Regions from separate parts of the Homo sapiens genome. Here region 1 is linked to region 2. Evidence: chromatin loops called from intact Hi-C (ENCODE). Cell type or tissue: mesothelial cell of epicardium. All regions are shown on one strand.

The links. Peaks named below come from ENCODE experiments on the same cell type or tissue, not always from the same donor. Only the 100,000 strongest peaks of a DNase experiment are listed, where the experiment ranks them.
Region 1: a loop joins it to region 2, with 17 times the contacts of the local background. A loop is called at or near these places in 1 of 110 quality-filtered maps.

What each region holds. Positions count from the first base shown.
Region 1 is chr9:113,674,824-113,679,823 of GRCh38, reverse strand. The region is part of intron 2 of LOC105376223 (a long non-coding RNA gene); the gene reads right to left. Among named protein-coding and RNA genes, the nearest start is that of ZNF618, 200 kb to the left of the region's middle. In mesothelial cell of epicardium, no CTCF peak of the experiment used is centred here; no DNase peak of the experiment used is centred here.
Region 2 is chr9:113,942,184-113,947,183 of GRCh38, reverse strand. The region is part of intron 1 of ZNF618 (zinc finger protein 618); the gene reads right to left. Among named protein-coding and RNA genes, the nearest start is that of ZNF618, 68 kb to the right of the region's middle. In mesothelial cell of epicardium, no CTCF peak of the experiment used is centred here; DNase peaks (open chromatin) are centred at 563, 2,143, 2,793, 3,793 and 1 weaker place.

The DNA of each region.
Region 1 (5,000 bases), 270 kb after region 2:
CGATCTTGGCTCACTGCAAGCTCCACCTCCCTGGTTCACGCCATTCTTTCCTGCCTCAGCCTCCCGAGTAGCTGGGACTACAGGCACCACCACCACGCCTGGCTAATTTTTTTTTTTTTTTTTTTTGTATTTTTAGTAGAATCGGGGTTTCACTGTGTTAGCCAGGATGGTCTCAATCTCCTGACCTTGTGATCCACCCACCTCGGCCTCCCAAAGTGCTAGGATTACAGGCGTGATCCACTGCGCCCGGCCAGACTATTTTAAAGAATAGCAGTTGCTCACAACTTGACTGTCCTGTGCTGTGGGGCAGGCCATGAGTGGCAGTAGAAAGAACGCGGCTCTCAACACAGACCAAGGAGGTCTCAGTCTGACCCTGGCCAGGGTCCTTTGCCAGGTGAGTGGCTCTGGGTAAGTGGCTTCACCTCCCTGAGCCTCGGTTTTCTTATCAGCAAAATGTGATGTTTGAAAAGCACCTAGAATAGAACCTGTGGCTTTACTGCGAACACCATCCCTCATCATTTGACTGCTGTCAACATTCTGTCACAAACGGTATTTTATTTGATAGCCCCCCAAACCTTCTGAGGTTCTTGGAACTGGAATCTTTGTTCTTACTTGACTGATCAAGAGCTTCTAGTCCCCTAAAGACAATTCACTCCTTAGTGAAGAACTTGGGTATTGGGGGAGGGGACAGTGAGACCTGGATTTCAAGTCCTAGCTCCACCAAGTGATGTCACCAACTGATGACATCGTGTAGGTGATTTCACCTCCTTTATCCTCCAGTCTCCTGCTCTGTGCTTTAACACCTCTCCCGCTGGCCTGGCCACTGCATGAGCAACACACCTGGAGATTGCAAGCTCTTTGCAGATTCCAGACACCAAACATAGTCCCCATACTGTGAACTGAGGAATGAACTGAGGGACATGAGAGCACTCAAGGATGTCCACAGAGGAAAAGAACCCCCTTCATACGTCTAATCAAGAAAGCAGACAACTTCCCCAAGCACCAAGATGTCAGCTGGACTTTTGTAAACTAGCTTTTTCCCTCACAGTCTCACTTTGCTTCCCATGTTCCAGTTTGCCTCCTTTCCCAAGGTATGGGCCCGGCTGTTCATGTCAGCAGGGATGGGCATGGGGAGAGGTCACAGAACATGGTTTATGTGGTCAAAGGTGTGGTGTCTCAGCAGGATGCCAGCCCAGGTGGCCCATGGCCAGCATGGGAGCTTTCAGGTGTTATCTCAGGCATCAAGGTTCATTATAGCCTCCCATATCTTAAAGGCAGGGAAAGAATGAAGAAAGGAAGGGAAGGGGAAGGGGAAGGGAAACGGAGGAAGGAAGGAAGAGAGGAAGGAAGGAAGGAAGGAGAGAGAGAGAAAGAAAGAAAGAAAAAAGAAAGGAAGGAAGGGAGGGAAAGGAAGGAGAGACAGAAAGGAAGGAGAGAAAGAGAAAGGAAGGAAGGGAGAGAAAGAAAGAAAGAAAAAGAAAAAGAAAGGAAGGAAGGAAAAGTAAGAAAAGAGAAAGAAAGAGAAAGAAGAAAGAAAGAAAGAAAAGGAGGGAGGGAGGAAGAGAGGGAAGGAAGGAAAGAGAAAGAAAGAAGGGAAGGAAGAGAGAGAAGGAAGGAAGGAAGGAGAGAGAGAGACAGAAAGAGAGAGAAAGAAAGAAAAAGAAAGAGGAAGGAAGGAAGGGAGGGAGGAAGGAAGGGAGGGAAAGAAAGAAGAAGGAGGAGAAGGAAAGAAGAAAAAGAAGGAGGAGGAGGAGAGGAAGGAAGGAAGGAAAAAGAAGGGAGGGAGGGTGGGAATCAAAGGGAAAGGATGTGCAAGAGCCCGGTGCCATGAGTCAGGAGACATTGGCTCCAGTGCCAGTTCTGCCCAACGACGTTGACTATGGTCTTAATTTCCCCATCTGTACAAGAGGTTGGATGATGTTAGTGTTTCTCAAAATCTATTTCATAAAACAACAATTCTATAAGTGCCCCCTCACAACAAGAGTTTCTGGGGTTCAATAACTCTAGGAAACACAGCCTGCCTTACCCCCTTTTGGTGATGCCCATTTGTATATTAAAGGCCCTGAGAAGTCCTGCAGAAGAGAAAACTCTTCAATCTTCTTACTAGACTGTAAAACCCAAGCAAGGATTTTTGTCTATTTTATTCCCTTGCGTGCTCACAGCCCTTAGAACACTGGTATGTAATAAATAATCAATATCTGTTGGATGAATGAATAAGTGAACTTTCTTCAACCCAGCGTTCCCCAAACTTCTATCACAGAACCTTTTTCTATTTCTCAGAGCAGCCCTAGGCATCCCTGAAATGCAGCCCTCCGAGGAACTCGCTGACTGGAACTCTCCACTCTGTCCGACCTTCTGTACCAGGTGCCTGTCTGTGGCGCTTCAAGCCCATGCAGCAGGTCTGGGGTCTGGACACGCTCACAGGGCACACAGCTGTGCTGCAGTGGAAATGGTGTCAGCTCCTCTCTCGGGGCATTCACGGTTTTTGACACCCACGCTTAAGTGCTTTTGTGGTTCTGAAGACGGAAGGGTAGGTGCCTCAAACAAGGGGCACCCGGGCCCTCCAGGAGGGCTCTCCAGCCCTTCCCCAGGATGCAGGATTTCAGCCACAACCCAGCTCACATCAGAGCACATGGGACATTGTGAAACACCAACCAGCTCCCACATGCCAGCTTTCACTCCTCCCTCTCTCCCAAGGCTACTCTTCAAAAGCACCACTCCCAGCTGTCCATCTACGTGGCCCCTGCAGGGGCTGAGGGCCGTGGGCTTTGTGTGCCCAGCATTCTCCTCTCTCACTTGTTCTGGTCCCTTTGGGCAACTCCAGCTGTCTATCCGGCCTTGGCAGAGTGTCTGTCATGATCCCCACCTCCACCTGCCCCCCCAGGAGCCAGAGGGGACAGCGGATGATCCAGGCTGGACATTACGGCACCCATTGCCCTTGACTCCACAGATGTTTTTAGGGAAAAGACGCCTGACCAGGCAAAAGCAGTCAGAGGTTTCCCTGCAATCAATGGTGGGAAATAGGGAAAAAGAAATCCTCTTTCCTCTGGATTTGTGGCGCCAGGAGAAGGTAGGTCGGGGCTGCTGGTGACTCACTCAGCTGACACTTTACAGCACAGAGCTGAGCAGAGCCAAGCGATGGAGGGAGATGCCCAGATGACCCTGTTTGAGCCCCTGCTGTCAGCTAGTTCCACCCATCTCCCAGGTCGGTGACTGTAGCAGGCTGGCGACCGGCTGCCCCAGCTTCATTTCTGATCCCCTTTCCTCTGGCTTCTCTTATAGAGGCAGAAACTGCTCACAGCTCAGTTTTCCAAGCCCTGATGAAGCTAAGGGTGCCCTTGTGAACCAGCACAGCCAAACTGTGTCACTTGGCCACCACACTCCACTTTCACACCTATCCACACCACCCAGTGCGTGGTGCCTTTGTGGCTCCTCCCAGAGAGAGGTAGAGTCTATTTCTCCACCTTTTTTTTTTTTTTTTTTGAGACAGAGTCTCACTCTGTTGCCTGGGCTGGAGTGCAGTGGCACGATCTTGGCTCACTGCAACTTCTTCTTCCCAGGTTCAAGTGATTCTCCTGCCTCAGCCTCCCAAGTAGCTGGGATTACAGATACGTGCCACCACGCGCAGCTAATTTTTGTACTTTTAGTAGAGACGAGGTTTCACCTTGTTGGCCAGGCTGGTCTCAAACTCCTGACCTCAAATGATCTGCCTGCCTCGGCCTCCCAGAGGGCTAGGATTACAGGCATGAGCCACCATGCCCAGCCTATTTCTCCACCTTTAATCTCAGCTGACCTCACGACTTTGGGGCAATAGAAGGTGGGAGGAGTGACACTGTGCCAGGCCTGAGCCTAGGTCTCAAGAGCTTTTGGATATGTCTGCTCCCTCTGTTGAACCCCAGCCCAGTCACCATGTGAGCAATCCCAGGCTAGCCTGCTGGTGGAAGGGAGACATCCCAGCAGCTGACAACTCGCCAACACCAGCCACGTGAGAGGGCCATCCTAGATCGGACGGTCCCAGTGGAAGACCAGTCTTTCACAGACACATGACCGAGCCCAGCTGAGATCAGCCAAGCCAGCCTCAAATCAGCAAAACTTCCGAGCCAACCCATAGACTCATCAGCGACAATGTGTGGTGGTTTTTAGCTGTTAGGTTTGGGGATGATTAGTCACGCAGAAACAGATCACTGATATAGAAACGTCATCAGAACTGGCTGTGGACCTCCTTCCATTTTTCTATTTTTGTTCTTTTCCTTCCTATGAGTAAGGGCTAGGAATTTGCAGCTGCCTCACAACCTCAACAGACCAGGCTGGGGACAATGGGGCAGAAAGAGAGGAGGGGTTGCTGAGCGTTCTCTCCTGCCCCGGACTGCCTGCCTCTGAACTTTTTTTTTTTTTTGAGACAGAGTCTTACTTTGTAGCCCAGGCTGGAGTGTGGTGGCACAATCTAGGCTCACTGCAGCCTCCGCTCCTGGGTTCAAACAATTCTCCAGCCTCAGCCTCCTGAGTAGCTGGGATTACAAGAACGGGACACCACACCTGGCTAATGTTTGTATTTTTAGTAGAGATGGGGTTTCACCATGTTCATCAGGCTGGTCTCAAACTCCTGACCTCAAGTGATCCACCCACCCCGGCCGCCCAAAGTGCTGGGATTATAGGTGTGAGCCACCACGCCTGGCTCTACCTCTGAACATTATGTGAGACAAAGAAAACCTTTATTTATGCCAACCGTAGTCAGAGTTTTTGTTCGTAGCCAAACACATTTCTGATACAATCAATAAATTACCTTGCTTGCTTAAGCTAGTTTTGAGTTGGATTTATGATCTTAACCAAAACAGCCCCTTTGTGTATTCCTGTTCATCAGTTCCTTTTGTTGGGGGGTAGCTCTATAACATGTAGTTTTCACAAAACACAAGGTTTAAGAAAATGTCATTTTTCATGGCTCTTCTGATTGCTCTTTAGCCCACAGACAGAGGGACCACATTGGTTTGGGGTCGCACAGA
Region 2 (5,000 bases):
GCCCCAAGACAGATTCTTTGTCGAGAGCACCAAATTGCTTCATTCTGCAAACCTTCCCTGAGCCCCTCCTCTGCAGCAGGCTCCGCAAGCTCATGACTTCTGTCAATGGTGGTGCTGGATAACAACAGGCCTCCACTCAGAAGGGGACAGGGGAGATGCTGTCTGTGTCGTCCCCAAAACAGAACACAGATTTAAGAACCAAAGACAGTGAGGAGGAGGCAGGCTTTCCCAGAACCACCTCAAATGGAATGGGCTGCAGGGAACATGTGGGTGAGCCCAACTGGAAACAAGCAAACACCTGTCAGGAATTCTGTAGCAGAGATGGCATCAGGAAGGGTCCTGGGAATAACCAGCCACTAGGCTCCCTTGCAGCTCTGCAAGGACAGATGAGTCCAAGAACATGAGATCCCCAACTTGCCTGCTGCCATTTCCAGCACATAAACACACACACTCCCGTCTACATCCTGCGAGGGGTACTTTCACAGCCCCTCTCAGAGAGGAGGCAAAAGACGCACACAGACACTCACTCTTCAGCGGTGATGCTGATTAACATCGCAGCTTGCCCCCTACCTCGCACTGGTAATTACACGCTGGGTCAGGGCCGAGTCCCTTCCTCTAGGTGCGGTGTCTGCCATCAGGGGCATAAAGGTGGGATGTCTTGAAGGAGTGAAGGGCTGCCTGCCTCTGTGAACTCAAGAGAAGTCCCAGGACTCCCCATTTCCTTGGAAAATAGTTTCTAGACTTGTCACCAATAAATTGCCTGCATCTTTTTTTTTTTTTTTTTTGAAGACTTCCCCCACTTCACTAATTGCATTCACTGCCTTTTTCTCCATAAATTTAATTAACTTGCTATGTGACCTTGGGCTAGGCAAGCCACCGCCCCTCTTTAAACTCAGTTTCCCTCTCCATAAAATGAGAATGGGGCTGTAATTTCTTGAAGCCCCGAAAGCTTTAACACCCCAGGTTTCCGTGAGGGGGCTAAGCCTGTGGCCTTGATATTCCTGGCTGCTTTGGCCCAGGGGGCTCCGCAGAGCGCCAAGACCATCCTGCTCTGAACAGCTCTTGGCCCTGACAGTGGTGCTGGCTCTCAAGGCCTTGCATTATTCTAGAAGAAAAGGCAGGACAGCCTAACTTGGCGAGGTCCTCTTTGTCCCCGATGGAGCCTCAAAGCTCAAATTTGCCTCCAGCATTTCAGCAAAGCCGCCAGTCCCTGGGAGTAGCAGAGACTCCAGATCAGGGACTGGATCAAGAGCATAAGCGTGAGGCTGAAATTGTAATAATAATAACTGACATTTATATCACGCCTTTCATCCCCAAATCCCAAATTAATTAACTTTTTACGAGACATTTTTAAACTAGTGCCATTTAATAAAATTCTATTAGGAAAAGTCTTTTTTTCTCCCCCCAGCCCTATATTTTTATTAACAGCCACCAAAAATATAATTTACAGGCAACCAAAAGCCAGTCAAGGCAGGGACAGGGAGAGGCTGACTCTGCCAACGACAAAGCAGGAGACCCAGGACTGGCCACAGGGGCTGACGCCCTAGCCCCACTGTTAGGGGTCTGGATCCTCTGGAGGTCCCATGGGCCCAGATTACTCTACAAGACTGAATCTCAGCCCTGTGTCATTCATCCCATACTTACTGATCATCTATTTTCTGCAGCCACTATACAGGCTGCCATGGACAAAACGAGTGAACAAAGCAGTCATGGCCCCTGTACTCTTGACATGCAACACCTAATGCAGTAGAGAAATGTCAAGCCAAGATCTCACCAATAAATAGATAACTATCATTGTGTACATGCGGAGAAGGAACACACTCCTCTCTTTCCCCCATGACAGCATCCCACGGGGCAACAATCTAGTCTGGAGTTGGAAGCAAGGACATAAGGAAATGCCTTCCTGAAAAACTGGTATTTAACCTGAAAACATGGTTTGGCTTAAACCAAGCAAAGAGAGATGAGGGAAGGGGGCATAATCCACACAATGGGAACAGCATGTGTGAGGGCTCAGAGGCTGGAAGGTGTTGGGCACGTGGGAGGAAGGAACAGAAGGCCAGCCTGGCAGGACAGAGTGAGGTAGGGAGACAGGGGATGGGGCTGGAAAGGGAACTGGGCTGGTAGATTCACCCTGAGGAGAATGGAGAGCTGATCACGACACGATCAAATGAGTCATTCTCATTAACAGGTTCACAGGTGGCCTGCACACTGCTTCATATCTGCGGAATGTCACTTTTTTATGTGCATCTGTTACAGCCACACTGTCCAACATGGTTGCCACTAGCCCCCTGTGGCTACTGAGCTTTTGAAATGCGGCTAATCCAAACTGAGATGGGCTGTCACGAGGAAAACACACACTGATTTCAAAGACTTTGTAAAAAATCAAAAATGTGTAATACCTTAATAAGAATTTTTATTATAATTACATGTTGAATTGATAACATTTTTGATACAATGGGCTCAATAAAATATGTTATGAAAATTAATTTCACCTGTGTCTTTTTCCTTTTTTAACACGGATATCAGAAAATTTCAAGTTACACATGCGGCTTGCATGACATTTCTATTAGATAACTCTGTGTTATGTATTTAAGAATTTTAAGTATGGCCAGGCACAGTGGCTCATGCCTGTAATCCCAGCACATTGAGAGACAAGGTGGGCAGATCACTAGAGGCCAGGAGTTCAAGACCAGCCTGGCCAACATGGCAAAATCCCGTCTCAATGAAAAATACAAAAAATTTAGCTGGGTGTGGTGGTACACAACTGTAATCCCAGCTACTCGGGAGGCTGAGGCACAAGAATCGCTTGACCTGGGAGGCGGAGTTTGCAGTGAGCCAAGACCATGCCACTGCACTCCAGCCCAGGTAACAGAGCAAGACTCTGTCTCAAAAAAAATAGAAAGAATTTTAAACAAAAGATTTATTTTCATCTACTCTAGGGGGAAGACGAGCATTCATTGACTAGTGTGGCAGAAAAGCCCACATCAAGGGCTCGTTTAGGCCCAAGAGTGTATTTATCTGGCCCTCTCCCCGATCTTCAATAAAGCAGAAAAAGAAGGTAGAAAGAGGGGAAATTCCACATTGGATCAAACCGTGCAGGGCGAGGTGTGAGCAGGGGCAAAGGGAGCCTAATAGTTGTAAGAGGCAATCCAGCCTCAACTATCACCCATCACGTTCCCCATCCAGATTTAGTAAGGAAGGAAAAGGCATTAAAACGAGGAAACCTGAAAACCTAAGCCTCACTTGACTCTTACTCTCTGAATCACAGCAAAGCAAGGTTAGGGGAAGAGCAAAGTTCTCCAAAGTCACCTGCACTCTGTTTCAACACTGAAGTCCAAGCCCTCCACTATCCTGACCACCGGCACAGGGAAGGCTACACAGGGCACAGCCGAGGCCAGGGCAGGGAACCTCAGTCCCCCTCATCCCCTCTGCTTCTCTCTAGTCCCTAAACAGGTTTCATAAACCAATGGCCCGGAGTGGGACTTTCGGGTTTTATAAGACCTTTTTTTTTCAATTAGTGGTCATGATTTGAAATTTTGGGAGGTTTTACATAAAACTTCAGATTTACAGCTTTTCTTAAAAAAAAAAAAATCAGAAGATCTGGCCACACTGGGGCCTGTGTTCTGCCATGGCAACAATCGGTTGTAGCTGAGTGGCAACTGCTTTCCTGAGATGGGATACAGGAGCTCCCCAGCCCCACTGCACGTGGGTCTGCACCCTGCCCAGACACTCCCTAACAGAGCTCAGGATATAGAGCTGCCAAGTGCATCACACGTGGCTCCAGGCTTCTGTACACGCAGTCACTGCTGCCCAGCACTCTCCCTTCTCTTCCCTCTCTCCCCCTTGAGCCTCTCCTCACCCAACAATCTTCTCCCAGCCGCAAGCTTTCCTGACCCTCTGGCTTGCTTAAGCTAGGAGCAGAGTTCGCACTTACCGCAGGCTATCACAATGATCCATTCCCATGCCTGCTCTGAGCCACTGGAGAGCAAGGATGGCATCCTGCTTGTCTTACCAGTGCCAGACAGAAAAAAGATGCTCAAAAACATTTGCTCTGTAAACCACGCCAGGAGGAGTGAAGAGTTGTTGGAAATCACACCCCTACCCTATCTCCTTCCCAGTGGAGTTTCTTCTCTTCCTGGTGATGTTTCCAGATGCACCTGGGACAATCCTCAACTTGATGAAACCAACCCAAAACACTCCTCTAAATAAATTACACTTTCGCCAGTTACCTTAGAGGCTAAAAAAGTCATTAGAAGTTGAAAATTATATGGAGTTTGGGGGTGACTCTGAACCATGTAACCACCTAAATAGCTCTTTCTGTTGAGCAAACAAGCATTTCTTGATTGCCCTTTTTGAACTTGCCAGAGCCTGGTCTTGTTGCTATTAAAATGGAATTTCACAATGGTTCTAAACCAGTTTTTCTCATTTTCCTGAAAGAACTGACTGTCATTCAACCACAAATAAAATCTTTTATAAAACAGCAAATGCAAGGGAGACCTGCCCAGTGAAGTGAGATACAATCATTTCTCCATGTAGGAAAAATGAAGCACTGATTCATCGTCTGCTCCAAAATCACTTCTTGAGCACCTACTGCATGCAGTGCCTGGGGAAACACAGGTGAGCTTACAGCCCAGTAGAGTGGCTATGGATACAGAGAAGACTGGAGGGCATGCCAGATATAGATCAAGCTCAAAGACATCTACCTTTTCATTTACCATATCAAAACAGACTCAGGTAGGCCGCTCTTTCTCTATGGCAAAGTAAAAGCTTCTTTCAACTCCTGCGTCCTACCTTCAACAAAGTCACACTCACCAGAAAGACCAAACACCATGGAAAAAAAGAAGAGAGGGAAGAGGAAGGAAGACTTGAGATTCAGGAGTGAGAAATTATATCCCATGAAGCCACTCCTCTGTGTGAAATTTAAAAAAAAAAAAAAGGAGAACTATTACCTAAAAACCTATCAAGCTCCATCATTTTCAGTGGGGAGATTGAGGCTCAGA